Linked DNA regions of Homo sapiens: regions 1, 2 and 4 are each linked to region 3. A link is a loop called in an ENCODE intact Hi-C map of the cell type or tissue named here. Cell type or tissue: PC-3. All regions are shown on one strand. Region 1 has its middle 55 kb from the start of LINC03053. Region 2 has its middle 24 kb from the start of MIR1587. Region 3 holds the start of LINC03053 (long intergenic non-protein coding RNA 3053). Region 4 has its middle 59 kb from the start of MIR1587.

Region 1 (8,000 bases), 58 kb after region 3:
GCAGAGGCAGGCTGTGGGTGGTGCATCTAGGTTGCCCCTGTCTGCAGGCTGCCTCTTGGATAGGCCAGTGAGCAGCCTGGAGAGCCCTAGGGTGGGCATGAGGGCAGGCTTCAGTGCAGGGGCTTCTGGGAACAAAGTTCAGAGGGTTCATAGTTCCTGCTCCCTCAGGTGGACACCAGCGGTGGGGAGTAAAGCCCTGTTCAGGGCTTTGAGGGAAGAGAGAAGTCTTCGGGAGGCTCATAAATACTTTGTACCATGGAATTGTGGGTGTGGAACCCAGGGACTATTAATAGCATGGGAGGCTCCTACTGTGAGCTGGCAAATCCCAGTGCACTCACATATCTGGGCCTCAGACATGACAAAGGCCTGAGGTACTCCTTGGCCCTGTCCCCACTCTGCCTGCTCTCAGGAAGCCATGCCTCTCCCAATATGTGTGCCCCAGTTGGGCCTCTGGGACAATGGTTCCCACAGGAAGGCAGCTCACTGCTGTAGCTTCCCGGTCCTCAGATTACTCACCTCCCTAACTCAGTCACTGCTCTCAGTCAGATCACATCACTCTCCTGCTCCAAGCCCTCCCGTGGCTCCCCATTTCCCTCAGATTAAAGCCCAAGTCCCTACTCTGACAAGGCCTTCCCTGATCTGACTCCTCTACCTCTCTGACCTCGTATCCTGTCACCCTGCACCCCGGGCCCCATCTGGCTCCACTTGATCTCATTGTCATTCCCAGAACACACCAGGCACATTCCTGCCTCAGGGCCCTTGCACTGGCTGTTCCCCCGTCTGACATGCCCTTCCTGCAGAAATCCTCATGGCTTGCTTGCTTAAGTCTCCTTCCCATTAGGCCTCCCCCAAACCACCTATTTAAATTGCAACCCCCCAACCCCATTCTTGTTTCCCCATAGCCATTACCATCACCTGCAATATGACATATTTGATGTGTTCTTGTTTATTGTCTATTTCTCCTTATTGAAATAGAAGCTCTAGGCAGTCAGGGGCTTTTCATCTCTTTCATTCACTGCTCCATTCCCAGAGCTCAAAACAGTACTTGGCACATGGAGGCACTCAGTAAATGCTTGTTGAGTGAATGAATGAATGAATGAATACATGAATGAATGAACACACTCATCCTTGGGCTTTTGGGCTGTTACTTTTCATTGGGCTCCTTTCTGTAGTCTCAGATGTACCTCATCCCTGGGCAAGTCTTTTCCTGCCTTTCTTCTCTGCAAGGCTTTTTTTTCTGGTTTTTTTTTTTCAGACAGAGTCTTGCTCTGTTGCCCAGGCTGGAGTGCAGTGGTGTGATATCGGCTTACTGCAACCTCCGCCTCCTGGGTTCAAGCAATTCTTGTGCCTCAGTCTCCTGAGTAGCTGGGACTACAGACGTGTGCCACCACACCCAGTTAATTTTTGGTATTTTTGGTATAGACAGAGTTTCACCTTGTTGCCCAGGCTGGTCTCGAATGCCTGAGCTCAGGAGATCCTCCTGCCTGGGCCTCCCAAAGTGCTGGGATTACAGGTATGGACCGTAACACCCGGCCTCTGGAAGGCTTCTTGTCTGAGACCTGTCTGTGCTCACTGCCCCGGGTCTGACTCCTTCCTCCATTGATCTCCTGATTCTGCTCTGGGCAGGCCCCTGACAGCTGATGTGCCCAGTATCACTCCCCTCCCTTCATCCCCTTGGCCCCTGCTCAGTGCTGGGCTCTCGACCTCTTGCATAATAGCCCTTCTCCAGGTTCCTGTGTGCCCAATCCCCACATTTCTTTCATGGCTTTGCCTATGGCTCAGCCCCTCCTACTGGCCTGAAGCTGTCTTCTTCTGCTGCTCCTGTCTCCTGGTGCTCTCTCCCTTTAGAGATCTCTTCCTTCAATCTCCTCAATCCAAAATCAGTGAGAAAAAGCCCAATAGTTGGGTGCATGGATTAGTTAACGAAGAAGAAAAAAAGCAATAAAAAAGGAGAAAAAGAATAAAGTCCAAGCCAGACGTGGCGGCTCATGCCTGTAATCCCAGTACTTTGCAAGGCCGAGGGGGGTGGATCACTTGAGGTCAGTTCGAGACCAGCTTGGCCAACATGGAGAAAACCCGTCTCTACTAAAAATACAAAAATTAGCCAGGCATGGTGGTGTGCACCTGTAATCCCATCTACTTGGGAGGCTGAGGCAGGAGAATCGTTTGAACCTGGGAGGTGGAGGTTGCAGTGAGCCGAGATCGTGCCACTGCACTCCAGCCTGGATGACAAAGCGAGATTTTGTCCGGTGCAGTTTCTCCCCTGTGGTGTCACCTCTGTTGATGGCCGAGTCATTCTCCTGGGCATTCAAGCTGAAAATCACCATCATCATTGGTGTCCCCATCCCTGAGTGGTAATGTTGGATCACCTCTTTGGTGGCTCTGTGACTGTCTTCTTTTGGCTATTCTCGTGCCAGTGTGCTGCTTCAGGCATTGCTCACCCTTCCCCTGGGAGACCCCAAAAACTGTCAGATGGGGCCCTCTGCAGCCAGCATGAGCCTGCTGGAACCAAATTGTATCCAATTACCCTGGATTAGTGGGAGTCTAGCCAAGAGAAGAGAAACCACTCCAGGTATTAAAATATAAGGAATAGAATCCTGGAAACTGGCTTCACAGATGCTTGAGAAGCTGAAAAGCCAAATAGGGGACAGCGAGGTCCCCTATAACCCAGAGGTTAGCTATGGCAGCTAGCATCCCTTAGGGCTGGAAGGACAAAGGGGAAAGGAAGCACTAAGGGGACGTGGGAGCTGGAGTCAACTGACGGGAGCTGGAACCACACAGAAGATGCAGGAGAAGCAAATGATGCTAGAGATGCTGCCCAAGGCAAAGGGAATGGGGAGAAATACCCTGATTTCTCCCTCTTCCTGCCCTCTGGCTCCCACCAGTGTACCCCATTGGCTGAACCATAATAGAGGCCACTTGCAAAGGAACCTGGGAAATGTAGTTTCCTGTTGCACCAAGCAGAGCAAGAGAAGGGAAGGAAATGGATCTCAGAAGAGACAAACGACAGATACTCCCTGGCCAAGAAGCCTTCTGTAGTTCCCCTCTATCCACCAAATAAACTCCAGACTCCTCAGCCTGACTTTCTGCTTGCTCTGGGAACTATTTCTGTTCGCTTTGCTAGGCTTGTCTGCCATTGCCTCTGCGTGTTCTCACTAAAGGTGGATGATGCTGGGACCCTGCTTCTGGCATCTGCCCACCTCTGGACCTTTCCTCACTCAGCATCCTGTACCCAGAGTGCTTTTCCTTCCAGTCAGGCTTGTTGCAATCTTGCCCAGACTTGTACTGCCCAGGTGAAACGCCACCACCTTCATGAAGCCTTCCTGACCAGCACTTCCAGCCCCACCTCCACACAAACAAACGTTCTTTTTATTCTTTCCCAGCACTTCCTGGGTTGATGCCTCGCCTCGTTTCTTCCTGTATCACAGTTATTAATGGGCTTGTCTCGGCTTCCCATTAGACCGCAGGCTTCCTAAAAGGCTTGTTCAAAATGAAGCCTCCACAGCGCCTTGCACCTAGAAAGGGCTCACTGCATTTTAGTTTAATGAATGAACAAATAAGTCGCAAGCAACACATCAGCAGGTTGCAATGCCCAGTCAATGTAGGGGAATTAATTTTGACTTTGGCAATCCATGCCTTGGGGGGTGTGACAAGGCCCCAGGAAATGCGAGGTGGGGAGTCGCTCAGGGCGGGGAGCAGATGTCCACATTCTGCTTTGTTATTACTTCAGCTTATTGGTCCAGGTTTTTTCTTTTAGACAGAAAAGAATCCGCCCATGTTTTCATGTTGTTCTCATTGAAATACACCCACAGGCGTTGAAACGAACCCACTGGTGAAGTGCAAGGAGAGAGAGGGCAGCCCGTTTGTTTCTTCACTAAGGTTTGGGGCTGCAGCTTATGGGCCGGAATTCCCAGGGGCTCCAGCGCAGGAAGCTGAGGGCAGAATGAGGGAGTCGGAGAAACTGGTGGTGAGCTTCTCCTTAGGTAAATGGTCGAAGCAGTGGGGGGTTGGGGAGATGCTTTGGCGCTGGAGCTTTTAAAATGTGACTGTGAATTCACGTTTGTAGGAAGCCTTTTTCAAATGCTTTCCTTTTCCCTTCAGGGAGTTGCAGAGGGTGTGAAGGGTGCGGTGCGGAGCTGGGTGGAAGGCAGAGGTGGCTTGGGCTGGGAACCCCTATTTCAGGCTGTTCATTTGTTCGGTGGTTCAGTTCCTTCCTTCCTTCATTTGTTCATTCATACATTGAATAAATGTGAATTGATGATCCACCAGAACGATAAGACTTTTGGAGCCAGTAGTCTAAGCTCTGTATTTGGAAAAGGAAGGCTCAGAAAGGTGTGCTCCAAGTGACCTGCTCCACGTCACACAACCAGTTACGAGCTGTGGTAAGATTTGAACCTTCATCTCGTGCTTCCCAGTCCAGCGCTCCCAGGGCTTTGTGGGGGCTGCTAAGGGGACCCCAATGGGCCCTTTCCTGGCACACTTTGTTTTAAGCTGAGTTCTTCCAGTGGGTGAAGAAATGTGGCTCCCTCTGAACTCACAACTGAACCTGTCCTCAGTGCCCTGCCCCGGTGCAGTGCAGGTCTCTGATGGGGCTGCTGCACAGACCGCACTCTGTGCTCAGTGTTTATAAAGCCGCGTCAGCCTTGGGTGTGGACAGGAGTGACCTGTGCTGTCTAAACAAACCGCGAGCTTCTGGCGGCCTGCCTGCCTGCCTGCCAGGGTGCATGTGACGTTCTCTGGCCAAGCGAGGTTGGTTCGATTGGAACTCCTGGCTTTGCTCCTTTTGAGTGCAGCAGTGTGTAAATGTAGGTCTGAGCCCTTTAGTGCCCCAGAGGGAGCAGAGGCTGGCTATCATCTAAGATGCAAAGGTGCGTGGTTTCCCATCATGTTACTGCCAGCTCCTTCCACCTCCCCCGAGCTATTCCTTCTTTCTTTCCTGTTTCTCTTAATCACCAAGGGACAAAGAAGAGACCTGTCGTCCAAAAAATCCAAGCAGATGTCACCTACGAGAAACCACAGGAACAGGCAGATTTTAGTAAAATGAAGGCCTAGCAGCTGCTTTCAAAGACTCTGCCCCTAAATAATGCAACTTCGGTTTGTCATTCCAGATGTATGTTTGAAAAATCAGGCTTAAGTCTGTCATTTTAAATGGCTTTTTAAATGACACAGAAATTTTACTATTTTTAGGTCAAATACCTTGCAGAAGTTGACATTTTAAGGTTTGGCTATGTGTGAAAACATCCAAAGGGAAACGTGTGCTTTCTTTTTTCTAGAAACAATAAACAGGATGAGTGGCCTTAGTTTATTTGTGCACGTTCTTACCTCTCTTGTATTTGCATCTCCAGTGTTTATTGGTGTGATTCTTCAGGCATACACTCAACATGGCAGATGTCACCTGAAGGCCGCCCTTTAGAGATGAGGTCCCCACAAATAAGAGCAGGTCATTAGACTAGAACCGCCTTTGTTCCCTTAACTACAGTGTTTTCTGTCTCCACACAGAGCACACTATATATAAAGCCATAACCATTCAGAGTCACACATGGACTATATAAAGGCACTGCTGAGAGATGAAAGATGTTTTTAACCCCTTCCTCTCAGGCGTCTGTGGCAGCTGCAACCACTCAGTTTTAGAATGTGCCAAGTTCTGTTCTGGGCTGCAGTGGGGTTGTGGGGGTGGGGGTGGTGGAAGAGGAGGAGGGAGCTGTGAATGAAGCAGCAAGGTGAGAGGAGTGGTTCTCCCACCCCAACCCTCACTCCCTCTTTCTTGCCTCAGTTTAGAGCTGCTGGGAATCCCCCAGGGATAAGGGTGACAACAGAGAAGGAAGCGTAACAGCAATGGACAGGACTGTAGGGGCAGCCTTCTGTGATTTTAGACTGGGTCCCTGTACTCTGCAGTCTCTTCAGGGATGTTAGGGCACTTGAAACTACAGGGTAAAGGTGGCAGCGCTTCCTGGAGGATCAATTGTATTGGATTTGAAGTGATTGTCAATGTCGCTCTTCTATTCAAACAAGCACAGGGCCCTCTGATGGAATAGAATGTAGATGGACATGAACAGCGATGCCAAACATGGTACATCAAGACGTGCCCAGCCTGCTGAGGTGCCACTTTGGACTCTACCTTGACACCCTTAGAAGGCTGTTAACGCCTTTTGGTGACAAAGATTAAGAAACCCTGCCCCAGGCTGGTTGCTGTTGCTCACACCTGTAATCCCAGCACTTTGGGAGGCCGAGGCAGGCGAATCACAAGGTCAGGAGTTCGAGACCAGCCTGGCCAATATGGTGAAACCCTGTCTCTACTAAAAATACAAAAATTAGCTGGGCACGGTGGCAGGTGCCCCTAGTCCCAGCTGTTCAGGAGGCTGAGGCAGGAGAATCGCTTGAACCTGGGAGGTGGAGGTTGCAGTGAGCCGAGATTGCACCATTGCACTCCAGCCTGGGCCATAGAGCGAGACTCCATCTCAAAAAAAAAGAAAGAAAGAAAGAAAGAAAGAAACCAACCTTGCCCTAAATAATATGCTAAATGCAGTATAACATAGAAGTGCTTTAGTGCAAGGAACACGGCTGGGGTTGAAGGCCTGGCTCTGCTGCTTACTAACTGTGTGACTTGGGGTGAGTTACTCCACCTTTGTGAGCCTCAGTTTCTTCCTCTGTAAAATGGGGCTGGTACCAGCTCCTTTCTTAGAGAGTGTTTGTGAGGATTAAAATAAGAAGATGCACTGGAGTGTCTGGCCCCTGGCCCCTAGAAAAGGCTCCATGAGAGCTAGTAATTATTTTGGTTCAATTGTAGGATATGTGGAAATACTTGATCTGTCAGCTTTTGCTCAGATGGGCATATGCTGTGGCCGAAGTGGGAATTGGCCAAGTCTGATTGACTGGAGGCTGACATTCTCATGGCCATCTCTTTTCCAGAAGTGCAGGAAGAGAGAATGGTGTGGGCCTACTGGCCCAGTATTCTGCCCAGGTGCCTACCCTTGAGAACCCCCAGAACCGTGCTCTCCCATTTTGAGCTGACATCCCTGTGGGAACTTCCTTTGGCAATGGAAACCGTTCAGTTTGAGCCCAGCCCCTGGCAGGGCCCACCATAGCCACTGGGCTTGTGTAACAGCCTCACTCCTGTGAGGGCACCACTGTGGGAGTACAGAGGATGCCCAGATGGGCAGTGCAGAAAATGCTGTCACAACACGCCCTGGGCCCTTAGAGGCATAGTAGTAATAACAGCTCAGGCTCCCTCATCCCTGAACTCTGCCCACATCCCAAGGCTACTCTGCTCTGCCCATTTCTTCTGCATGACCTATATGGTTGCTTTTGAGAAAAGCCACGTTCTGCTTCTGAAACTTGCTGTCCTTGATAATATGTCCCATGCAAGGGGAGAGAAGGGTGGGGGAGCCCAGCTGGACAGGTGTGAGGAAAGGGGGAAACAGCTGGTGGACAACTCTGCCCTGCACTAGACACTGTGGTGCTTTGAAAGATACATCCATATGTTTTTTGATACTCTTCCTCTCAGGAGGGAAGCCAGCGGCCATGTGGTGAGGGTACTCAAGCGGCCTATGGGGAACCCCACATGGTGAAGACTGAGGCCTCCTGACAACAGCCACATGAGGGAGCCATCTTGGAAGCAGATTATGCAGCCCCAATTGAGCCTTCAGATGACTGCAGCCCTAGCCCACACCTTGGCTGAAACCTCATGAGAGATCTTAGGTCAGAACAACTGAGCCTAGCTACTCCCAGATTCCTGACCCACAGAATCTGTGAGATAATAGCGTGCGTGATTTTAAGCTGCATAAATTTGAGCTAATTTATTATGAAGTAATAGATAACCTTCTCCTTGTCCTTTAAGATGTCATTTGAAAGTTTCCAGGGCTAGGTGTGGTGGCTCATGCCTGTAATCACAGCACTGTGGGAGGCCGAGAACGGTGGATCACTTGAGGCCAGGAGTTTGAGACTAGTCTGGCTAATATGGCAAAACCCTGTCTGTACCAAAAAAAAAAAGAAAAAGAAAA
Region 2 (8,000 bases), 200 kb after region 3:
GTTTCTGGGAAACCAGCCTGAAGTCCTCATGCCCTCTGCAGCCAGAGGCCACTGGGCGCTGTGGTTCTGCCAGCTTTGGGGTGAGCAGAGGCAGAGACAATGGGGGAGAAACTCTATGAGGACAATGCCTGCCCAGCCTGAAACATCGCTAACAGATGGAAGGATGCAAACAGCAGCATGCCAAGCCTTCAGAGAGCTGGGAGCTCTGCCTGTGATTCAGGGAAGCTCTGATTCAGAGCTCTGAGCGCGTTGTCGCCCGGTGTCCTCAGGATGAAAGGCCTGCTTGGGGGGCTCCTCTAGTCCATCCCTCCCGGCTCCACCACCTCAAACTCTGCCTTCCAGCAGCAATTTCTTCCAGTTCTCCGGGCTTTGCGAGGCTTTTGCTGGGGCTGTACCCTCAAGCCTAAAACCCTCTGACTCCTAAAACTATCTGACTCCTACAACTATCTGACTCCTACTCATCCTTTCGCTTTCAGCTTAAGCTCCAGGAAGTATGGGCAACCCCCACAGTAAACAAAGCCAAACGTTTTCTTTATCTGGAGCCTTTACTATGCTAATGTACATTGTGAATCTTCCGGAGGTTGGTGGGTGGGGGGCAGTGGAGAGGCCGCCAATCTTTCCAGAAGTATTTGGCCCCAAGAGGCCTCCTACCCCCACGTCTATTAACCCTCTCCCAGAACGAGGTGAGGAGGAGGAGCTTGGGAAATGCTCCTCCAAGAGAAGCAGAGCGGAGGCAAAACCCCTCTTGTGGGGAGGTACAGTCCCTTCTGCCCTCCTGTACCCTGCGGATAAACTTACCCCCTGGAAGGAGAAACCAGAATAGCAGCCCAATCTCTTCTTAATGCAGCTGCAGGGTCAGATCCAAGTTTGGGGGCCTAAAAGTTACGTGAATTTTGGGGCCTTCTTGAAGAAAAACAGTGCAGAGGTACAAATGATAACTGCTAGGACCCTACCAGGGCCTTGGAAGGGGACTGTGCGAGTCAAGGCCCTGAACTTTAAGCTTTATTAGCCTCGAGGTAAAATCCACACCTGTGCAGAGGCTTAATTCTGGACATAGGTGTAGCTAAGACACATCCCTCTCCACATCACGTTTAGGTCAACTGGACGGTCTTGGATGGCCCTCCTTTGACTCTGGTATATCTCTGCCAGGCTCCGGCTGGCCTGCCTGCCTCTAGGCCCACAGCCAGCCTGTGGTTTGTTCTACTGGGCCAGCCATGCAGGTGAGTGGTCTCTGGCACATCCTCTTCAAGCCAGCAGACTGGTAGGGGCAGCACCATATTGGCCGGGCAGATCTATTTGCCCTCCCCTCACCCCATCCACTTTCTGTGCCCAGGAGGCTGATCCTTGATCCTTGGGGACTGGATCCCTTGGGCTGCCTTGACCACTGGCTTCTGGTTGGCTTGGCCAATGGGAGGCAGGTAGGAGGAGTCAGAGGTTGGGTATTTATTTCCACAGCTGGGCTGCCCTTTTGGTGGTGGCTGCGTTCCTCGTCCCATAGCAGCCCTCACCTACAGCTCTTTCCAGGTTCTGCTAACAGCCCCCACTCCTGGCTCCCTCAGTCCAGGGAGTGGTGGCAGCTTCCCATTGTTGCTAGTCCCAGGGTACTTCCCTATCCCTTGTGGTTTCTGTAATCTGCCCACAACTCTGTAAATAGTCCCTTTACAAACTCTTGTCAGTTAACCCTCTTGCTGAGTCTGCCATCCATTGCTACTGGGGCCCTGACTCACAGCACAAGTGGTACCCATGGGCAGTCCCTAAGTCATCCCACCAATCACAGACAAGATATCCTGAGTTCCCCACTGGTCAATTTGAATATGCAAATGTTAGGCATCTGTCCCTGGGGGTAAGCTTTCCACAGCAGTCTAGACCCTGGCGGTGGACTCCCTGATTCACCTATCTGCACTGTGGCACTTAGCACTAAACTGTGTGGGCTCCTCCTTCCTCAGTGTTCAGATTAGGTTATGGGAAGAACATAACCCCTTCCTCCCCCAACTTTCTGTGTTGTTTTGGGTGAGAGCGGACATTATAATTTTGGGGAATGTGATAGAACTGCCCAGAGTACATGAAATCAGCCACATAAATTATTGAACTTAAATGATGATTCTGGTGATGTGCTAGTAAATGTTTAACAACTGGCTCCCTGCCCCCCAAGCCCTGACTTGTAGTATCTGCTGATTTCCATGATGCAAATACTCCCACCACAGCCAGTCTCAAGCTGCCCACGTGATGGTGCTGACCATGGAGTTGAAAAGACACGGACACAGCATTACATAGTATTTCTTTCTTTTTTCTTTTTTTTTTTGACACAGAGTCTCACCCTCTCACCCAGGCTGGAGTGCAATGGTGTGGTCTCAGCTCACTACAACCTCCGCCTCCCGGGTTCAAGCGATTCGCCTGCCTCAGCCTCCAGAGTAGCTGGGACTACAGGTGCCCGCCACCACACCTGGCTAATTTTTGTATTTTTAGTAGAGAGGGGGTTTCATTATGTTGGCCAGGCTGGTCTCGAACTCCTGACCTCGTGATCCACCTGCCTCAGCTTTCCAAAGTGCTGTGATTACAGGTGTGAGCCACCATGCCCTGCCTTTTACATAGTATTTCTACCACACAGTCATGAAAGGGTAAATAACCTCATGAGAGTAAATAATAGTAAACTGTAGCAAAGCAGTCAGGAAGGTGTGAGTTTTCAGTATTTATTACCTTTGTTTTTAATATGACTTACTCCATTTTAAATTTTAATTATTTTAATTATAATTCTATTTTTTATTTTACTTCTTTTAATTTTTATTAATGGCTATGCTTAGTAACCAATTGGCAAAAATTCCTGAAAATTTGATGATCTGATCTCACAAACCAGTACCCTTTGGCTCCAGCACACCATGGAAGGGTTCTACTGGCTCTGTGGCAATGGAAAGAAAAATTAGTTTTCAAGAGAGAAAACAAAAACAAAGAAAAGCTACGAGTATTTCAATTGCGCCATCTTGTGGCGCCACCTAACAGTACTATGCCCCCATGACCTGAACTCCCCCCCATTTTGGTCATGCTGTGTCTCTATCTGGGGTGCCCAAACATCCTGGTTTGCCTGGAACACCTCCTTATTTATGCCTACTACCCTGGTTTAACGATAAAAACACCCCTTTTACTTTCTCAAAAGTGTCCTAGTTTGAACAATAAATGATATGGTTACCTAACCTATACCCCAGTAGACTATAACTAGCTTGAGGGTAGGGACTGTCTTGTTTACCATTGCATCCCTCAGACCACGGAGGCATTCAACTGATATTTGTGAAAAGAGCAGTGAAAGTTAAGGCTATAGAAACAGTTTCCCTGCCTTGTTGGTTACACTGATAACCACTGGGATTTGGAAATCTTTACGCTGTGCAGAGATTTTTAGTGTAATGTGATTGGCCCTGTAATCCCTGACCCCGGCGTCCCTGTGCACAAAAAGCCAGGCTGATAGACGTCAGAGCCTCGTCTCCCAGGGAGCGTGCGGCAGCCAGAGGGTGTTGGTCTGGCCATCTGGTGCAGGAACAGTCGAGCCGTGTGGGAGCCCAGCTGGCACGGGAATCCTTGGCTGTCCCCGGCAAACAGCATGGGGAGGAGAGCTGTGGGATCAATAGTAATTTCCTTCAGAAGAACGGCGATGTAGTGCAGTTGGCAATGGCATTGGGCTTTCCCTGGCACGGAGGCTTCTAAATGTGCTTGGCCCTCTTAGCTAGGAAGTGGACTTACAGCAGAACACTGGACAGGGAAGGGAACAAGGACAGGACTTTCTTGGCCTGAGCCCAAGAGAGGTTGCCAGGTTGGCTGTGGGAGCAAGCTTTCTCTGTGCTTGTATGTCATCGGCAGAAACAACGTAGACACTTTGAGTCACTGATAGAGAGGAAATTGTGGAAGCTGGAACATTCCCGTGGGCCTGCTGGCACCTCCCATGCAACATCCATCTACTCAGCACCTAGGGGAGGCTTCTTTGTGCCAGGAACAGGTGGTAAAGGTGATCTCCATTTCTCACTGTCTAGAGATGGAGGGTAAGGAGTTATCTGACATTTCTGAAGCAGGGCCATCATTGCGGATGGAAATAGTGGCGAGTCTAGGGGCTCAGGGAGTGGCTAGGAGTTCAGAAAGAATGGGTCAAGCTTGAGCTGCCAACTGAAGGATGAGCAGGAGTTTTGTTGGATGGGATGGTGGATTCAGGAGCACACCATATAACTACCCCCTTCAAAGGTTTGGGTGGGGACCGCTGCCCACTTGGAATTGTCCTTAGCTGATAGGAGCTGGCTGAGCTGCCTTGTCCAAGGGAGCGCCCTGCCACCTTCCGGGAGGGCAACTCATTCAATGACTGGTTTATAGGCGGGGGAGACTATGCAAGGACTTACCCCTTTGCCTCAATTTAGGACATCTCTGAAGGGCCATCCCAGCCCCAGAACTTGCCTTGGAGTTGACTGAGGCCTCTGTTGCAACTGCACTGTAGTTCAGCTTCTCCCTCTGCCCCATCCTGCAGCCCTTTCTCCCTCACAGGCATTGTTCCTGACAGCAGCCTCCAATCAGGATCCTATACACCAGTCACCATCTCAGGGTCCATCTCGCACAAAGCCCAGCATAAGCCAGGGAGGGAGGGGTAGCTCTTCTCGGGGAGACAAACAGTGTGCAAACTGTGGCCTGGAGGGTGGGCAAGCTGGCCAGGAGGGAGTGTCCATTCCTGTGGACCAAGCACAGGATTAAAAAAAAAAATCCTAAGAAGCAGATTCTTAATTCCTAAATTTTGGTGGTCAGGGAAGATTCATGGCATAAAGGTCTTGCGTTCCTGTGATTGTGACTGAGGTGTGACCTGTGGCATTTCTTAATATAATTTATATGTTCCTGCATCAGGTCAAGTTTTCCCCCAGCCTACTTTCTTAAGTTGCTCCTGTGTCCCAGTTTGGGCTGGAAAAGTGAGGAAGGGCAAGCGCTTTGGAAGCAGGTAGGCATGTGTTCGTGTCCCTCACTTACTGGTGGTAGAACTATGGGCAGATTCCTTTACCCTTCCGAGCCTGTTTCCTCCCCACCTCACCTCATGTGAGATGGGGATAATGAGATAATGCCTATAAACACATAGCACGGGGCCAGGCATGTAGTAAGCACTCAACAAATACCTTTATTTTCATTCCTGCCATTTTTGCTTCCTTTGCTCAAATTTGCACTCCTTTATCAGAGATGCTTGGTGAGGCCGGGTGCAGTGGCTCACACCTGTAATCCCAGGACTTTGGGGGGCTGAGGCAGGTGGATCACTTGAGCTTAGGAGTTGGAGACCAACCTGGCCAACATGGCAAAACCCCATCTCTATGAAAAATACAAAAATTAGCTGGGTGTGGTGGCACGCACCTGTAATCCCAGCTAGGATTACAAGGCAGGAGAATAGCTTGAACCCGGGAGGCGGAGGTTGCAGTGAGATCACGCTGCTGCACTCCAGCCTGGGCAACAGAGCAAGAGTCCGTCTCAAAAAAAAAAAAAAAAAAAAAAAGGAATGCTTGGTGAGTATCCATTTGGTGTGTGGGTAGGGGGAGGTGGGGGAAAGTGGCCGTGCAGTGGGGAGTGTTGATGGTTTTGATAGTTTTGATAGGAGCAGGATATATAAACAGACCTTCACTTGAGTCCTTTAGAGATTCAGTCTAAAGCTATCCCACATATGGGGCGGCTTAACAGAAGACACAAACTTGCCTTCATCTCCTCCATTTATCAGAGGGGGAAACTGAGGTCTGGAGGGGAACTGATGCCTACAGTTACCAAGTGACATCTGGAGACCCTGAACCCCGGTCTTCCAGTGCCCCAGCCCTTGGCTCACCTGGTCTCCCCAGAAGGGAGAGAAGAAGGCAACCGCTTTGGGGTGAGAGCAGAGCTGCCTCCTGGAGCCTCAAGCGCCAGCCTCTGCTCCTGTTTGTTCCCAAGCTCACCAGAAGGGCACCTCCCTCCTCCCCACTGATGTCAGCCGATGACGTCTGGGCTGCATTCAGGCCATGCTGTCATTTGTCCCATGCTCATTCAGCTGATTAAAAGTCATCAATTGTTTTTTAAGCCACCAGCAGGCGAGCCACCAGGCGCCATTTGTTATTGCTCGGCCATGCTGTGAGATGCTGTTTAAACTCACTGAGCAAAGCTTTCGGAAACCAGAGGCCAAAAGCATTTTTGGAGGAAAGAAAATAGGAGAGAAATGAGTGGGCCCACATCTTTGCCAGAAGGAACAATCAGGCCATGCAGGCGAGGAGCTGGTCCCCCTTTTAGCAGCTCCCACGCAATTCTTTTCAGGGGCCTTTCTCTTGGGGCCAGAGCTGCAGGGAGCCCCCTTCATTTCTCTCCCTTCCGAAATAATCTCCACTGTGGCTAACATTCATTTGGGGAATTTTTTTTTTTAACCTAGTCTCCCTACCTCCAAGTTATCCTCTTGCTTTTTGGCTAGATTAGTGTTCCTACAACACTTCTCCATGCCACTCCTGCTCAACCACCTTCAATGGCTCCTCATTGCCTGTGGAATGAAGATTAAAGCTGTTGCCTGGCATTCGAGTTCTCCACAGTGTGGCTCAGGTCCCTACCTCTGACCTTCCTTGTCACTATACTTTAGCCAAATCACACTTTTCAGCTCCCAGACATGATCCTTGCTCAGCTGTCTTTGTTCACAATGTTCCTTTTATTTGAAATGATGTACTACTTCCCCAGCCCCGGCTCTCAGCATTTTGAACCCCAAGGATCTTCCGATGAGTGTTTTGGAAACTTTGTCCTGGTGTCTTTATGGAGGCCACAGGTCCATATCCTCTTTGTCCCCTTTCAGTCACATGTGCAGTAGACACTATTGATGCCTCACCCATGTCACCTTGTGCTTACCATTTCTGTGCACACAGCTGCCAGCACCTGTATCCCTGTGCCTGGAGCCTGTTTCTGACCACTTGAGCCTTCTCTGTCAAGCAGAAGGTGCCAGGGGGTTAATGCTCCCTGGGAGCAGCCCTCAACCAATGACTGATGGGAGCTGGTGGATAAATACCCCAGCTCCCTCACTCCATGGATGGAATATTCCCAAGTAATTGTTCTGTGCCAGCTCTCAGATCCCCAGTGGGACTGTGCCCCAGTTGCCCACAGCAGTAACCTGCTCATTGGCTACCTTCCCTTCCCTGCCTCCTTCCAGATATACTACTTGTACTTAGACCCTTATCTCAGGGTCGGCTACTGAGGAACCCAAACGCAGACATGTCACTTTGTTTGTTCTGGTCCTTCGTCCTGCTGGACTAGCCCCAGATCCCCTGTAGGTCCCAAAATGGTGCCTGGCCCATAGCAGGTACCTCATAGTAGGTACCAGTAAATGTTGAATGACTTGAATCTGTATTAGAAAATCCTCTAAATGAAATATAAGCAAAACCTGTTTTTCTGTGGATTGTTCTCTCTGCCTGCATATGCCAGGGCCATTCCCACTTCTGTGCTTTAGCCCTGCCACCCCCTGCCTGGTCCTTTCCTATGGAAATCTGTAAGACTTAGCTTTAGCCAGGCACGGTGGCTCATGGCTGTAATCCCAGGGACTTGGGAGGCTAAGGCGGGAAGATTGCTTGAGGCCAGGAGACCAGCCTGGGTAGATAACATGGTGAGACCCAGTCTCTACAAGAAATTTTAAAAATTAGCTGGGCATGGTACTATGTGCCTGTAGTCCCAGCTACTAGGGAGGCTGTGGCAGAAGGATTTCTTGAGCCCAGGAGTTTGAGGCTGCAGTGAGCTATGATCGTGCCACTGCAGTCCAGCCTGGGTGATATTAATAGAATGAGACCCTGACTCTTAAAAAAAAAAAAGACTTACCTTTAGCCTCAGCACTTCCCCACCTTGCACCACCCCCAAGAACACCCTGTCTGCCGCAAGTCAGCCTGCCCTGGTAGTTCCCTTCCCTGAATTGCTACTGAGCTTCAATAGCACTGCCCAGCCTTGCACTTGCCGCTGATTTTGTTACATGTGTTCATTTTTTTCTCCACTGTGCTCTTCCATTCTCAAGG
Region 3 (8,000 bases):
GTCATAGATTAGACATAGTGAAGTGCACAGATCTTAAATGCTCAGCCTGATGAATTTTTACATATGTATAAAACCATGTAACCATTAACCAGGTTAGATATCGAATACGTGCATCTTTCCAGAAGGTTCCCTAGTCAAACAGCTTCTTTGAAATGCTATCCAGGCACCTGAACTATTCGTTCACAGTTCTGGACAGCTCAACATTTATTTTTTCTCAGCGATGTTTCCAAACTTAACTGAATTAGAAACACTCTCTTCAGCATCATCGATGAAATAAAAATAGGCTCTGGTGTGTAGGCCAGAAAAGAATGAAGGCTCAAATGGAAGACAACCAGACTTCAGTCTGTAACCTCTGGGAAGTAGGTCGGCAGGAAAATGAGCTGATCTGCTCTTAAATCTCCCATCAGCAAAGTCACCTCGTAAAATTCAAGTGCATAGGGTGCTGTCTTAATACCTGTGATCAGGCCTGTGAGGGCTAATTCGCTATTTACGTCCTCAACCCTGTCCAAAGCAACAGAGGTCAAAAAGGCTTTGGGGAATCTTTAAGCTCGGGGGAGGAGACCCCCCAAAATCTGCTTGGCCAACTGCTTTACTTCAAACTGTGGGTTGATTTCCATTAATCACACTTGGCCCTAATTACCCTGGAGCAGCCTTTCTTCCTCTGGTCTGGAGCAGGAATTTTAAGGGGTTCCTGACAAAGCAGGTCCCTGAAACCAAACAATAGTGGAGGCTCCAGGAAAACACTACGTGAGGAGGTACGTGTCCATCCCCAGTCCTCTCCTGCCTGGAGACTCAAGTTCCAGGCTTGCTTGTGATCTCCCCAGGTAGGAACCTGAGTTCCTCCACTAAATAGATTTTCCTTTTGTTGTCACATTAATTTGCAACTCATTAATAGTGACAGAAGTGAGGTACTGCACCGATGCCATTTGCATATTCATGAGTGACTTATTATTAAACAAATAAGATTTTCCTATCTTCGAGAGCACCCAAAGTAAGGCTGAACAGTACATTACACCGGCCCCGATGCTTTATTCTCTCTTTAATATGTTAATACATGCAGTTGATTTCTTTAAGTAAATACGCATCTATAAAACAACACGTACTTTATGAAAAAGAAATCATTTAAATAATAATCCATTAGCAAAGTTGGCAACAATTTAAGAGGAACAACCCATTAATACCAACGCGTGGGAATCAATTTGCGAATTTTAATTCGGTTGGGTGGTGGGTTACCGACGACCAAGGAGGAGGACCTGCGAGTGTGTGCGCGCTTAGGAAAATATTTTAATGAGTCTCCGGACATCAGGACTCGAATCCTTTGCTTCAGGTGCTGGCTCCCAGTAGGTCGAAAACTGCGAGTCCTCACGTGGATCAGCGTTTTGCCGATATCCTCTGGAGATTGCAGCTGTGGGCCAAAAGCAGGCCCGACCGCCACGTCGACCCCGCGGCTTTTACGGTGCCCATAGGTTCCCCCATCGGCAACGGGTTAAGTGGGGTGGGGGCGGGGCAGGGCCTGGTCTCCTGGCGAGGCTGCCCCACCGAGCTGGGACTGGTGCCCTGCCCTCCCGCCCCCCTCTCCCGGCACGGGTTTAGTCACAGCCGGTTCCTTCCAGCCGGGGTCAGGGTGGGCTCCCCCCGCGGCGACGAGGAGCGCGGGGCCAACCGCGCACCCTTATCTCGGCCGAGTCAGACACTCGCCGCGCGGAATCTGTTGACATTTACTATTGTTCGCAGGAGTCCGGAGCGCGGGGCGGGGGCGGGGGCGGGGGCGGAGGCGGGCCGAGGAGAGGCTAGGCGAGAGAGGGCGGTGAGTGTGGGGCCTGCGGGCGGCGTGTGTGTGTGTGTGTGTGTGTGTGTGCGCGCGCGCGCTCGTGGAGCGGGGGAGGGGCCGTCTTCACGGAAAATAAAAGTGGCCGGCGGGCCCGGAAGCTTCCACGCCAGCTCACCGGCCCACGCCGGGAATTGAGGTGGTGGTGGGGGGTGCTCAGGAAGGAAGATGGGGCAGCCGGCGGTGGGTTCCGCGGGGGTCGGGGTGGGGGCGGCTCCAGCCGCACGGCCCCCAGTGACCCGCAGGACACAAGTGCATTTGTGCCGAGTCGTGGCGGAGATTAAAGTGCCATACGGCCCGAGCAAGGGGGGCGAGGCGGGTGGAAAACAACTCCCCGCGCGCACAAAGCGCGCATTGTTCCAGCCACCTCCATTATGCCGCGCTGCAGCCAAGAGCCCGTTTCGCAACTGCCCTCCCGGCACTCGAGCGCGCGCGCGCGCGCGCACACACACACACACACACACACACACACACACACACACACGAATTCGCCCCGGCCGAGGCCGGGGGTGGGTGCGCTCAGCCGGGACAAGGAGGGGCCGTCTGGGCGCAGTAGGCGAGGGGCGGCGGGGTGGGGGTTCGCAGGCGTCTTTTTCAGCTCGGCTGCCTGTCTTTCAGGGCTGGGCTTTTTAATGTCTTCTCTTCCTAATCGCCTCCCCGGCACTTTTCCGTTTCTCTGGCTCTTGGGGCCTGCCCCGAGCGCACCCTGGAGACTGGAGCTCCCCAGGAGAGGCGGCGACGGCGGGGGTGGGGGTGGAGAGGGCGCGCTCTCAGTCGCTGTCACCCGAGGATCGCAGCCCCAGGCGCGCAGCGCTTGCCTGCTCTGCTGAGGACACGTGCGCGGGAGGAACGGGGAAAGCATCCCGCCTTTCAAGGAGAGGCTCCCGGAGCGCCCCCTCCCCGGGCTCTCTGGCACTCCAGGATTTCCCCCGGTCCGGAGCGGGAGCTGTGGAATCTCGCGCCGCGTCGCCTGGCCTGCCTGCCCTTCCGTGCCAAGTGGGCCAGCTCGGCCACCCCCACCCTAACCACTCCGGTGCCCGGGCCCTGTCCTCCGCCCCCTCCGGCTTTCATGGCACTGGATAGGCGTCCCGAGAGGAATGTAAGGCTTGCCAGCCTCTTAGGACCCTGTTCTCCCCTGGCAGCGGAGCGGGAGCGGGGGAGGGGGGGCACAGAACCAAACCCCACCTCCCTCCACCCGTCGCGCCCTCCTGGTGGGCAGGTGGGGAGCGAAGCAGCCGGAGCGCGGCGAGGTAGCGCGGTCTGGTTTCCTTTACGTTTACAAGCTATAAATAAACTTCCCCTTGGGCGGATGCGCGCTGTGTCCAAGGGCGGCTTTCCGCCGATTCCGGCGGGTGGTTTACGATCTGGGCCGGGAGCTGGTCCTAGCGCGGCCTGAGCCTAGGGTGGGGCGCTGGCTCCCGGAGAGCTCAGAGGTCGGCCAGGAGTGGCTGGGTGAACCTCCTCTTCCTCGTGGGGCTAGGGCGCCTCTGCACTGAGGCCCGAGGGTGGGGCTGGATGATTTATGAGCCGTCACCCCACCCCGCCTCTCCCGTTTCACTCGTTTTCCTCGTCTTCTCCAGCTCAAACCCGGTTCCCAAAGTCTATCCCCAACCCTGCCCAGCGACCATTTGGCAATTTCGGGCTGTTGGAGCGCGGCTCCGGCTCCCGCCCCGGCGGGGCGCGTGTGCACAGAGCGTGGGTGAGGCCCCGAGTGCTTTCACCAACCGCACTCCTGCCCGGGGCGAGGAGCCGACTAGCCGAGCCCGACCAGGCTGGGCGGCCGAGAGCGGCCTTGGCCGGAGAAGCTGGGAGGAAGGGCTGGCTGCGCGACTCCGGAAACCCCCTTAAGGTCACCGGGCGCGGGGAAACCGCCAGCCCACACCAGAGCAGAGGCCACTGCACCAGTCGGGACCAAGCCGCAGGTCTCCACATGGCCTCTGCTCTGGGGTATGCAGTTCTGCAAAGGAAACCCAGAGGTTGCGATAGAAGACGTAGCGCGGAGGCCACCACTGGTCCCAACACTGTGTCTTCCACCAAAGGGGTGCCGTTTCGCTCGGCCTTGGTACTCACTCTGTGAGCGATGGAGGCAGGGCATCCTCGAGTCTCCCGCACACGTGTGCGTGTTGTGTGTGTGTGTTGGGGGGGTGGCTAGTGTACGTGTATAGGCTTATGGGGACAATAAAAGGAGTGGGGTGCTTTTGGCAGCCGCTACGTTTCTTTCCGCTGAGACTTGAGAGGCCAGGGAGCAGAGGCGGCCAGCCGAGTGGGCGAGAGCCCGGCCTGACGTGGGGAGGAGACGTCTTCTCGTCGGGAGGCTAGGTAGCGTGCGCCCTCTTCCCTCCCGTCCTCTCCCCGCGCCGCGCCGCGCCGGCCGCAGCCGGCAGGCTCGCTCCTCTGCCCGGTGTCTGTTTAACCCTCAACCCCTCCGCGGCAGCTGCGGGCAGAGGGATTCCTGGCCGCGCTAATCCTGGGGCTGGACCCCAACCCTGGTCGCCTGGAGCGCCCTTAGCCCTCCCGAACCTCGGGCCCGAAGGTCCCAGGGTGCCGGCACTCCCGCCACCCAAACGGGCCTGGGGGCCGTCAGGGGTCGACAGAAGGGGACCCTTGGCAAGGTCCCCATTGTTCCCCCGGGGCTGGGAAGCTGACTCACGCTCTGAGCACAGAGCGATGCGGAGTGTTTTCTCGGTAGCCTTTACCCGAGTGCTTTATTTAGACAGGCTTTATTTACAGTACACATGTTTTCGGCTCGTTATTCTGGAGGCGGGAATGGAAACTGGGCAGAGCAGGAGTTCTCCCCGTCAGCCTCACGTTTGGAAGGAGTTGAGAGTCAGCCGAGTCGAAGGATCCCGCTCCTGCTTGCTGTGTTCTCTAGGGAGATAATGTCGAAGAAAACAGTGAAGGGGTGGGAGTGGAGGGCGCTGGGGAACACAGAGCGTCAGCCTCTCCCATAGTGCCCACGCTTCAAAATGCATAACACCCAGAGGAAGGTGAGACATCCTCATGCCCATTTTAGAGGGTTCAGAGAGGGCAAGGGCCGCAGAAGGTCACACAGACAACAATCGGTTGTGCGAAAAGGGTCTTTAACTCCATTTCTTGGGCTTCCTCACGGGTTTAGACCTCCAGGATTACCCAGGTCTTGGTCTCTCGGGATTCCGGGAAGGGTCTTTCCTGGCGCCTCGAGTGGAGGTCAAGGCCAGCCAGGCGACTGGAAGGCCTCTGGTTGCCAGTCTGCAGTCAAGCATCCTTTTTGGCAGCGGCTCAGTAAGTGGGGTGGTCTGGTTAGGGACTGCAGGAAATTGTCTGAGCTAGATTAAATATTTTACAAAACCTTCGGGGGGCCTACGGTTGACTTGAAGCTGGCAATGTTAAACCAAACAAAAGTTAACGAGTTCTCTCCTGACTTTTTAGGTACAGTTCAGAGAAAACGGTGGGTAGCGCTCTTTAGAGGAAGCAAGTTTAATAGCGTTTCCTCTCATTTTTCTCCGTATCATTCTCTCTGCTGCTTGTAGAGCCTCATAGCCTCTCTGGGGCTGGGGTGGCAGAAAGGCCTCTTCGGGGTCCCTCTTTGAAAGGGCTGCAGCCGACTTGAGCTCCTGCGGCCACTGAATTCCATGCTTCTGACTCCTGCTTGGAGTAAAGTGCAGCCTCACCGGAAGTGCATGGCCCTAGGAACTGCACAGGACACAGTGCAGACACCTGAGGCCTCTTCTGGCCTTCCCCTAGGGCAACCCACGGGGTGGGAGGAGAAAGGCCTACACTTCAGGACTCACGACCTAGTAACAGCCTTTTCCTCGTTTTCTCTCCCTCTTTTGAGTCTTTAGCTGCAAATCCTGCACTGCTTTCTGAGGGTTGTCCTCAGTGTTTCCCTCCCTGAATCGCACACCCTTTTGTCCCTGCCTCCTGGCTTGAGTGTGACTGCTCCCTTGCACGATGCCCACCCCATTCCCATATTCAAGTTGCAGTGTAGAAGCTCTGCAGGCCAGAACTGAACTGCGGCCCTGCGAGAGAAGGAGGCAGCTTGACCTTTGCAGGAAGGGAAGAGAAGGCAGATTCACAGCTCGCAGCGCTGCAGGGAGACACAGAGATGCAGGCGTTGTCACAGCACCAGCAGCTCTAAGGGGAGCCTGTAAGAGGAAACCAGCTCCAGGAGGCGAGGGAGCTTCTGTGCGGAGTGTGTGCCCCAGCGAGATGCACAGGCCGCGCAGTGAGAGAGGAACTGCCTGGGGGAGCTGTGGCTGCTGCCAGCTCAGCGCAGTGTGGGGGTGGGATGGGGGCTCAGAGAGGCTGGGGGGCTAAGATTAGGGCTGCCGTGGAGGATGGGGCCTCTGGAGAAGACAATAACTAAAGGAAGCTGCTCTGAAGAGGCCAGACCACCTGCGTATGGCTCATCAGATGGGGGGCAAGGTCCCAGCAGCTTAGGAAAGTATGCCCTAGGAAAGATAGATTTGCCAAAGGACACAGAGACTGGAGCTTGGTTGGGTTTTTACACATTAATTTTTGGGGGTGGCATCTTTGAGACAGGACCTTCCTAGGGAAAAATAGAGAGCCCTATACTTCTAAATCCCAGGGGATCCCAGGCGCAATGAGCTACTCAGCGGGCAGCCCAGGCCCACCTAGGGTTTGTGTCCGGGCAAGGGGCTCCAGAGCGTGCAGCCCACATAGGTCCCTAACCAGGCTTTGGGGGAGGGGGTGGGTAGTGAAGGGGTGTGCCCGCTGTATATAGAGGCAGCTGCCATTTGAGGGTGGAGGTGGGGAAGGTGATGCCTCAGCTTCGGCGCTGGAAACCATTGTTTGAGTCTGCACCCAGCGCTTCTCCAGCAGGGCTAATTCTCCACGTGTCCAATTTTCGTGTCTGAAAAAAAACAGCAGCACAGAAACAAAACCATATGACAGGACTGGGCTGCAAACCTTGAAGAATCGAGAGGGTGGCGGAGGTTGCGGCTGGGAAGGGGGAGGGTAAATGTGTGTGTGTGTGTGTGTGTGTGTGTGTGTGTGCCTGTGTGTGTGTGTTGGGGGCGGTGGGGTGGCGCACAACTCAAAGTTTCGGCTATTTCCTACCCGATCTCACCTCCCGGCGTGCTCATCTGATGCAGTTCCAACTCCCTCAAACGATTCCGCAGCCCCAGCGCTTGCGGGAGTGTGGAATTACAGTCTGGAAGAAGCGAGGCGCTGCCGCGAGAGGCGACGCACCGAACCCGGGAGTGCGGAAGCGCAGGCCGGCAGCAGCGCGACCCCTGGGCAGCCTCTGGGCCGCGGTCAGCCCCTGCGGCTCCGTCCTCCTGCCGGTCCCGAGCGGAGAGATGGGTCAACGCAAACCCTCAGCAGGATGGGGGGAGGGGAAAGAAGGGAGACAAGGCTTTTCCCAGAAAGCGGAGGGGAACTCGCTTCCCATCTCCGAGGCGCGATGATGCCCCCATCCCCCGCGCCCCGACCTCCCTGAGATTCGTTTCCTTAAAAAATAGCCAAAGGCCAAACATTTAGCTACGGGTTGAGTCTTCTTCCCACCCCCACCCGGTGCCCTCTCTGAGTTCTCTAAACCCACGAGGCGCTTTAGGCCTGGCGTCCCCCGCCCTCCCCCGCTTCCGCCTGTGCACGAGCCAGTGGCGGTCACTTCTGCGACTCTTTGGAGGCCGACGGCCAGGAGCTTTGTTCTCCTGGGGCTTCCTGCCCCTCCCCCCTCCAAGTCATCCCGGTTTCCACACTTTATCTGCGCCCCCCCTTTGACGTCCGCGCACACAAACAACCCGGGCCTATAATCTCATTAGCATAGGTCTCGGTCTGGGTGACCGCGAGGCTCCCTGCGCGCCCGCGCGCAGCGCTCTGTTTCGCTGCAAGCCGGAGTTTCCACCATGCATGCACCCGGGGCGGGGGGCGGGGACGTTCCGGGTGACAGTGTTGGCTTTGGGGCAGGCCGGGAAGAGGAGGCCGCCCGGGGCAGCGGGAGCCGCGGGAGGAAGGCCCCTCCCAGCGCCCAGTTGCCTTGGTCCCCGGAGCAGATGGCAACTTTGTCTCCTGGTGTGCGCGCAGCGACTTTCAACACATTGAAAAAGCAGTGCTCAGGCTGTCGGGGAAGCCTCGCTGACATTCAGAACCGATTAAAGACCCGAGACGGTGCCAGGCGCAGTGGAGAGTTATGAATTAATCATGGGGGTTACCGATATCTGAGGCTCCC
Region 4 (8,000 bases), 120 kb after region 3:
CTTGTTCAGCTGTTCGGCATTTAGCAAAATCTGGCGTGTACTCTGCACCGCGCTCCACCCCTGTCCTCCCAGCTTCTCTTTAGCATTTCAGAGGAAGCATCAACTGCCTCGAACTGCAACCTTCAGAACAGGGGAGTGGGCACTCCGGCTCTGACCTGCTGTGCCCAGCTTTTGGTGACCTTTACCCACCTTCTGGTCTAAAGATGGGAACAAACTCTGCCCTGGTTGAGGGAACTGGAGCTGGCAGGCACACCAGGGGGCTCTCCGGATCGGGGGTGCCATGCCTGGGCTGAGATGTTCCGGTGATAATGACTACTGTGCGATGTCTGTAATTATGCAGTCTCTAAGCCCCCGGGGCTGGGATGGTGTATTTGCCTGTGCTGTTTGGGGGTTGATCCTGCTGTCAGCGCTTAGCAAGAATTAACAGTGACGCTCTGCGCACCACAGTCATAACACTAAATCTGATCTGCATGTTTATGATTCATTAAAAAAAAAACCCACCGTCGCTGAAACCCCTCCAAGCCCATCATTGAAAGAAATTATGCTCAGTTGAAAGAGCGATTTGACGTCACGGAGGATCTACGTGCCTTTTCATGAGCGGCTGGAATTAGAAGGCTGCGCTTCGGCAAGTGTAAACGGCATCCAGACTTGGAAAGCTCTGTGCAGCCAGCAACCTGTTTTCCAGGTGTAGATTGCTCACTTTCCGGAGTCTCTGAAGCTGGGTATTTTGAAGATCCCTGACAGGCCACCGCCAGCACCCTTATCACGCCCTTCTGGGCCACACCAAGCTCCTTCCCGGCAGTGTAGGTTCTGGAAAAGCCCATCTATTTTTTTTTTCTTTTTCTTTTGCATTTTAGCAGAAGCCCAGACATAAGTGGGAAGGACAGCGTGCTTCAACAACAAAACCCCAGCATTCCACAGTCAAGAAGTTAATTGGGGATGCTGGGCTGTTTGTGGTTTTCTGTGGCACCCTTCCACTTTATTGCTTGGATAATTAGGAGTTTTCTATTAACTCTTTTACATGGGATCAGAACCCATGGAGACAACCTCTCCCTTTATGGACTTGGCAGCCCTGTCCTGTGGGGAAAGCAGGGGACTGGGCAGCAGGACTTCTGGGTTCAAGTCTTCCCTTGTTCCAGGGACACTTGAACACGTTGTGGCCCCATATCTACAAAGTTGGGTCAGGAGATATCCCACCTCACTCTGTCTCTTAGAGTCCAATTGGAACAAGGAAACAAAACAAGAGATAAGGGCGTTTGATCTCTGACAGACAGATACAGGAACTTTTTTTTTTTGTGGGGGATGGGGGGACAGAGTCTCACTTTGCCACCCAGGCTGGAGTGCAGTGGCATGACCTCAGCTCACTGCAACCTCCGCCACCCGGGTTCAAGCAATTCTCGTGCCTCAGCCTCCCGAGTAGCTCGGATTACAGGCACCCGCCATCACGCCTGGCTAATTTTTGTATTTTTAGTAGAGACGGGGTTTCACCATGTTGGCCAGGCTTGTCTTGAACTCCTGACCTCAAGTGATCCATCTGCCTCGGCCTCCCAAAATGCTAGGATTATAGGCGTGAGCCACCGCGCCCAGCCAGATACAGGAACTTAATAAGTGAATAGTTTTTGTTCCAGTTATTACTGCTGTGTAACAAACCACCCAAATTTAGAGGCACAAAACCACACCCATTTCATTGTGCACAATTTGGGCGGGGTTCAGCTGGGCCCTTCTTTCACTCCTCATGGTATCTACTGAGACTACCCAGTGGCAGGTGAGCTGGGTCTGGAGGTTTCCAACATGGCTCCACTCATGTCCGGTGCCTTGGTGGGGAGGAGTTGTCACCCGGAGCCTCTGTGCGCGGCCTCCTCAGTACAGCAGTCTCAGGAAGGCTGGATTTCTTATGTGGCGACTGGCTTCCCCCATAGCAACTGTGCTACGAGAACTAGGTGAAAGTTGCATGCACCTTTCTGACACAGCTTTGGAAGCCACACAGTGTCATTCATGCTATACTGTATGGGTTGAAGCAGTCATGAGCCCACTCAGATTCAAGGAGAGGGGACATAGACCCCAGTTCTTGATGGGAGGAGTGTTAAAGACTTTGGGGACCATGTTTTAAAATGGCCTCAGTTTCTAGTCTTATACAATTCTTCATGTAGTGCTTTATATTTTACAGTGTTGGTCATCTCTAATATTTATTTTGACCCTCACAACAGCCTTCTGAAAGGGGTAATGTTACTGTGCCCATTATGCCAATAAGGAAGCTGAGGCTCAGAGAGGTGACTTGATTTGCTCAAGCTTCTGTGGCAACAAAACAGAACGAAACAATGAAACACTCCTTAAACCCACGTTCCCAGGTAACAGATTTTGAAGGTGTGTGTCACGAAGATGAGAAGTACAGAAAGTTGTTGTTCTTTGTGAGCAATTATCTTTCATACCTTCCAAAACAATGTTTTAAAATATCTGATGGATTGTTTGGGAGACCTGTCACTTACACTAAGACAAAAGACTAAACTGAACATACTCTTCATGGAGAATCTCTTGGGCTGCTACCTCTGGTCTTCCTTATCTCACTGTCGAATCTGCCAACAATAAAATGCTAATTCATCTAATACAAATGTGGAGAATTGTGGAAGTCAAGCTCAGCCAGACTGGCAGCTCACAGGGTAAATATTTGATCAGTGAGTAAAAATTCAAATTTGCACTATTTGCTGAAGGTGAAAAGTATATTAGGGAATGAATGTAATGGGGGTTAAGTAGGCCTGTAGGAGGTCTCCTCTAGGATTCCACCCCTGGAAGCCCACAGCTTCTTGCTGACCCAAGTTATAAGCAAGAGTGGGCTGGGCGGTTCCAACCAAGACCACCCTCCTGATGTGGCTCGCATTGGCTGGTGTCGTTTATGTGCACAGCCACAGTGAGTACCACACTGTCCCCCAACTTCTCCCCAGATCGTTTTAGAGAAGTGCTCTAGGCATTCCTTTTCTACTACCAGGTAAGCCGGAAGCCACTCCTGGCTTCCCTGCTCAGCACCCAACACTTCGTTCTGGGCCATAACTTGTGCCAGGGGAAGTAGCTTCAAGGGGTTTGCAGCAGGGAGTTTAGGCCAGCTGTCAGGAGGGGAAGTGAGGGCTGGGGTTAGCCCCGAATGTTTACTCAGTCCCCACGTTTCCCCAGACCTGTCCTGCTCCTCTTCAAGACCCTTAATATTAATCCAGAGAGAGAAGTCGGGCTGCTGAACAGCCTAGGCAAGTTGGGAAGCTGGCAGGTATGTGAAGAATGTGCTGGTTATTTCAACCACCAGGCTGGAGAGTGGAGCCGGAGCCCTGGATTCTTTGCTGGTGAAGCTACATGGCTGGGGAACAAGTAACAGCTGGTCACTGGCAACTCTTGGGAGGAAGGGGGGCTGAGCTGGCGGCTGGAGAGGAACACGTTCGCCACAGCCGATGGGCCAAGCTATGGATATTTTGTGGTGCTGATTGGGTTGTCTTATTTAACTGTGGTTGGGCTTGTCCGAGGGTCGTCCTGGGCTGCCTAGTGCCCTGGTGGGTGGCACAATGAAGCCTAATGATCAGCCCTGCAGAAGCAACCCTTAAACAAGCCGGAAGCATGAGGCCCCCTGCAGTCGCAAGCTGTGATGGCCGTTGGTTCCCGGGACTCAGTGCCTGAGTGTAGGAGGAAAGCACAATGGAGAAATCAGACTAGCGTTCTCCTCCGTGGGCCTGGGCCAACTAAAACGCAAGGCTGGGCTAGGGTCAGACCAGGTTCCAGACAGGCATCAGCCTCCGGAGGAACAGTGAGGGGGCGACCAGGCCCCGAGGTAAAGAAAGAGATTGATCTGTCCAGATGTGCTAGAAGCCTAGACATTGAGGGAGGGGAGAGGGAGTGGCTGACATGGAGGGGCACCGCCCAGATCTCTCTTTGTGGAAGGCCTGGCTGCCCAGCTGCAGGCTGTGTAGTCTCCAGACAGCCTCCAGCTGTCAAGCCTTGGGCGTTTAAGAATGCCTCGGCCAAGGCCACACTCTCCTGGGGTGGCCCATATCTGGTGCTGAAGTGGGGTGGGGGGCCTGTTATAAAGGGCTTGCCTTTGCTGGGCACGGTGGCTCACGCTGTAATCCCAGCGCTTTGGGGGGCCGAGGCGGGCGGATCACAAAGTCAGGAGATGGAGACCATCCTGGCTAACACTGTGAAACCCCGTCTCTACTGAAAATACAAAAAATTAGCTGGATGTGGTGCCGGGCGCCTGTAGTCCCAGCTACTCTGGAGGCTGAGGCAGGAGAATGGCATGAACCCGGGAGGCGGAGCTTGCAGTGAGCCGAGATCACGCCACTGCACTCCAGCCTGGGCGACAGAGTGAGACTCCATCTCAAAGTAAATAAATAAATAAATAAATAAATAAATAAATAAATAAATAAAGGGCTTGCCATTTTGGCCGGGAACTCTCCAGAACTCCAGAACTCTCTCCTCCAGGTTAGTCAAGACTCTGTTGGACCTGTATCCCAGCTTGACTACCCGCTCTGCCAAGTCCTGCTTGCCCCCCACTTCCTTTCACAGGATCTGATCCCTCACAAATTCCTCTTAACCCCCAATATCCATCTCAGCGTCTGCTTCCAGAGACCCCAGCCTGTGGTAGAGAGTCCTTGGGAACCAGCAGGACTCCAGATGCCATTTTATTACAGTCTGGGGGGTTTTGTCCAGTTTCCCTTAAATTGTTCCAGAGGTTTCCTCCACTGATTGTACTTTATTTCCCCTTGCTTTGAGAGATTATTCCAAACATAATAGACTCCTTCAGTAGGGCAACCCCTGCCCCCAACCACACATGAAATTTCTTCAACTCCATTGCATCCTCCCCAGACACCCTTCCTGCAGCCTGAGGCCAGTCCTGCCCCTCTAAAGGAGACCTTTCCCCCCTTATATCTGTTCTCCTCTCTTGTTCCTGATGACTGTGGCTCTCTGCCAGGGTCAGTCGTAAGGTGTCCCTCTGCACACAAAATCCCCATCTCCTGCCAGACACTGGGCCTTTATTGTTGGCATGGGGACAAGCCAAATTGCTTGGCAAACCGCACACTGGCCCTTAGTCACTGTCTCATCACTGTGGCCATCGCCGCTGCCTTGATCTTCCCTCTCCAGCTCTCAGTCCTCACCGTATTCTCTGCCTTCTTCCCCTGGCACAGACAGGGCCAGCCTAGGAACCCCAGATGTCACCTCCTGAGGGCCCCAGGGAGGCCTAGCTCATAGCTTAGATCCTTGGCTCATCAGTTAGGAACTTCTCTGACCTGCTTGGCAGCCACCTCCCCTCACACCAGATGCCTAATTAGTAGCTCAGAATGTCCTTTTCCTCCTTCTCTTTGGGCTCCACCTTCACCTTGATGGGTGGCCCCAGAGTCAGAGCAGAGAGGAATGGCCATTGGAGGCAGGGGCATATTTCAGGCATTGCATGGCAAGGGCGGGGAGGAGATATTCCCGACTGTGTCCGTGGTTACAGCTGGTTCAATTCTATTCAATGTCTATTTATTGTACGCTGTGCAGTGGCAGTGGGTGGCTGTCACCTGCTGACGTAGGGCCTGCCAGGGTGCTGTTGGCCGTCCAGCAGGAAGCGCTGGCCGTGTTGCTGTGGGGAGACCATGTGGCTTCTACCATCCGCTGAGGGGTCAGCGATGGGGAGGGCATTGCCAAGGGTTACAGTGACCTGTTTTAAAGGCTCGCTCTTCGCCTGGCTGCACATGAACCTGCTCTTCCAGACCTGAGCCTCAGCGAGGGAGAAGGCTGGCCCCAACCAGCTAACAGACCTCCAGGGGGACCTGAGGGAATTGCTCCCCTTGCCCAGGCCTGAGACAGGCTCCCGAAGGCTTCATTTACACAAACAATCAAAAAGCCAACCCAGCCCAGATGTAACGCTCACATTTTATTGCTTGCAGTGTTTTAGTTCTAATTTGGCTTCATTTGGAATAGAGGTTTTACTAAGTGGCATAAATTGAGCCTAACAAGTTTTAAAACTCAAACACCAACACCCTAAATGCTTAAAACTGTAATTGGAGAGATATAAAAAGTGAGTCGTCAGGGAGGGGCTTTGAGGGAGGCAGAAGAAGGAGGAGGGGAAGAAATGTAATTTCCGTCCTACTTGGCAGGAGATTTAGTTCCTGCTTCCCCTCCCCCCAGGCTCCAGCCCTGTCCCCTCCCCTGGTGGAGAATGTACCCGGAAGCCTCCTGAATCCCTGCCAGTGCCCTCCAGGATGTTTTGTACATAGTGGGTGCTTAGGAAAGATTAGGTGAACTAATTATTTTCTTAGATGTGGCTGTGGACAGAAGGGCCAAAGTGGATTCCTTCGAGGGGACGCGTTTGTCCCTGCAGGGGAGATCTGAGCTGTCTCCGCTGCCCCCTCAACCCCGCCCCCATTGTGGAATTCTACATGCTGGAGAACTCTCAGGATCTTACTTTGTAGGGAAATTGGAGGCCACTTGAGACCTCTGGGCTCTTCTGCGGATTGCAGAGGGTACCGATGGGAGGGGCCGGTGCCTGGCCACTTTGCTCAGGGGCCCATTTCCCTACTTCTTGTGTGAAATATGGTGGAGGATGATGCGTAGGTGGGGAGAGCAATCCATGTGTGAACTTCATGGCCCCGTGAGTCCTTGAAGAGGTGGCCAGGCCGCTGTAGGGGCCACATGAGCAGCTCTGCAGGCCAAGCCTGACACTTTGAGGGACCAGTACTCTGATTTTCCTTCAGTGCACCAGCCCTATTCCTCTGAGGAAGAGTGCCATACAAATAAATAAGCAAGAGTGACCATGGGAAGCATCTCTGAGTGTATGGGGGAATGGGTGGAAGCCAGAGAGGTCATTCAGGGCCCGGCCGGCTTCCCGGGCCAGCCTCCCTGGCTACACTTGCCAGTATTGATCACCCTCTCTCTCAGGAACCGGTCAGCACTTACAGCCATAGCCCCATGATTTAGCACGTGCTTATATAATGCTTTGGGTTGCATACAGCAAGGTGGGATGGAGGGAAAGCCCACTTGGCAGCAGATGCCTCCAGCTGGTGGCTGAGGTCTGCCTTTTGTGGTCAGGGTGATCTTGGCCAAGCCCCCAGGTTTTCCAGTTTCACTTCCTCTAGCTATAAAATGAGGGGTGATGGTACCCACAAAACTCTTGAAGGCAAAAATATATCATACAAGATGAAAATGTTTTATTATCTTTTTCAGTTGATATGAAAATACCTTGTCCTAGGACACTCTTGATACCGAGGATCAGAATACTATTTAAATTAGCTCAAAGACACGGGAGGTTTAGTAACAGGAGACAAGGGTCCCTTGTATAACCCAAAACTACCACGGATCACGGGGCCAGGGACTGAGACTTAGAGATCTAGAAATGAGGCTGGGCTCTGTCCCTCTCCCTCAGCCTGGGGCCCACAGTCACTCCTCCCCGTGGTTCTCTGGGTGACTGATGTGTTCTGTCTCTACTCGCTGACTCTTCCTTGACTCCTTTGCCTGATTATGTCTAACTCAGTTTGGCTGCCCCAAATGGCGGCTCTAACTCTGTGAAATGGCCTGACAAGCTCCAGGGCCCATAAATCCTCTCTGACTGATTTTCTGTCTCTGAGTTAAAAAATCTCAGAAGAGAATCTCATTGATTCAGTCGGGGTTAGGGATTGGTTCCGCCCTAGATCAGGTATATTGGCCTGGCCAGTCAGCAGTGGTCAGGGAGGTTTGGTCATGAGGAATATTGGAGTTCCCTAGCCTACCCCTTAAGCAGGGACTATGGATAGATATATGGGGGAATTTAGCAACAGTCATCTCCAGAACATTTCTTGAGTACTGTGTCATATTTTTTCTGAATATGCTGGAATACAACCCAGAGCCCTGAACTAAGAAACAGCTCAATATATGGTTGCTAATTGTTTGAGGAAAAGTAACTTTCTGTCCAAACTCTGTTGTCTGTGTTTCCTCCCCACTGCTTGCTTCTCATCTGGGAGTGGAAGGTTTCAAGGAAGGGTAATTATAGCCAAAAAGCTAACTTC

What was found. Peaks named below come from ENCODE experiments on the same cell type or tissue, not always from the same donor. Only the 100,000 strongest peaks of a DNase experiment are listed, where the experiment ranks them.
Region 1: a loop joins it to region 3, with 6 times the contacts of the local background. A loop is called at or near these places in 11 of 110 quality-filtered maps.
Region 2: it touches region 3 in a loop (2.6-fold over the local background); 39 of 110 quality-filtered maps call a loop at or near these places.
Region 4: a loop joins it to region 3, with 6 times the contacts of the local background. A loop is called at or near these places in 23 of 110 quality-filtered maps.

What each region holds. Positions count from the first base shown.
Region 1 is chrX:39,950,746-39,958,745 of GRCh38, reverse strand. No RefSeq gene overlaps it. Among named protein-coding and RNA genes, the nearest start is that of LINC03053, 55 kb to the left of the region's middle. RefSeq lists a silencer at 4,588-4,816. In PC-3, no CTCF peak of the experiment used is centred here; a DNase peak (open chromatin) is centred at 4,665; H3K27ac peaks cover 1,300 bases.
Region 2 is chrX:39,809,570-39,817,569 of GRCh38, reverse strand. No RefSeq gene overlaps it. Among named protein-coding and RNA genes, the nearest start is that of MIR1587, 24 kb to the left of the region's middle. RefSeq lists enhancers at 1-889, 2,855-2,914. In PC-3, a CTCF peak has its summit at 3,001 (motif pointing left); a DNase peak (open chromatin) is centred at 1,669; H3K27ac peaks cover 1,449 bases.
Region 3 is chrX:40,008,698-40,016,697 of GRCh38, reverse strand. It overlaps LINC03053 (long intergenic non-protein coding RNA 3053), which reads right to left and starts at 7,448. Exons shown (of 2, transcript XR_007068218.1): 1 at 6,897-7,448; 2 at 4,504-6,680. RefSeq lists enhancers at 1,697-2,196, 3,934-4,657, 7,681-8,000 and silencers at 2,853-2,942, 4,153-4,202. In PC-3, no CTCF peak of the experiment used is centred here; DNase peaks (open chromatin) are centred at 3,237 and 4,517; H3K4me3 peaks cover 3,827 bases; H3K27ac peaks cover 3,308 bases.
Region 4 is chrX:39,893,003-39,901,002 of GRCh38, reverse strand. No RefSeq gene overlaps it. Among named protein-coding and RNA genes, the nearest start is that of MIR1587, 59 kb to the right of the region's middle. RefSeq lists an enhancer at 2,581-3,562. In PC-3, no CTCF peak of the experiment used is centred here; DNase peaks (open chromatin) are centred at 2,632, 3,302 and 5,042; H3K4me3 peaks cover 2,096 bases; H3K27ac peaks cover 4,433 bases.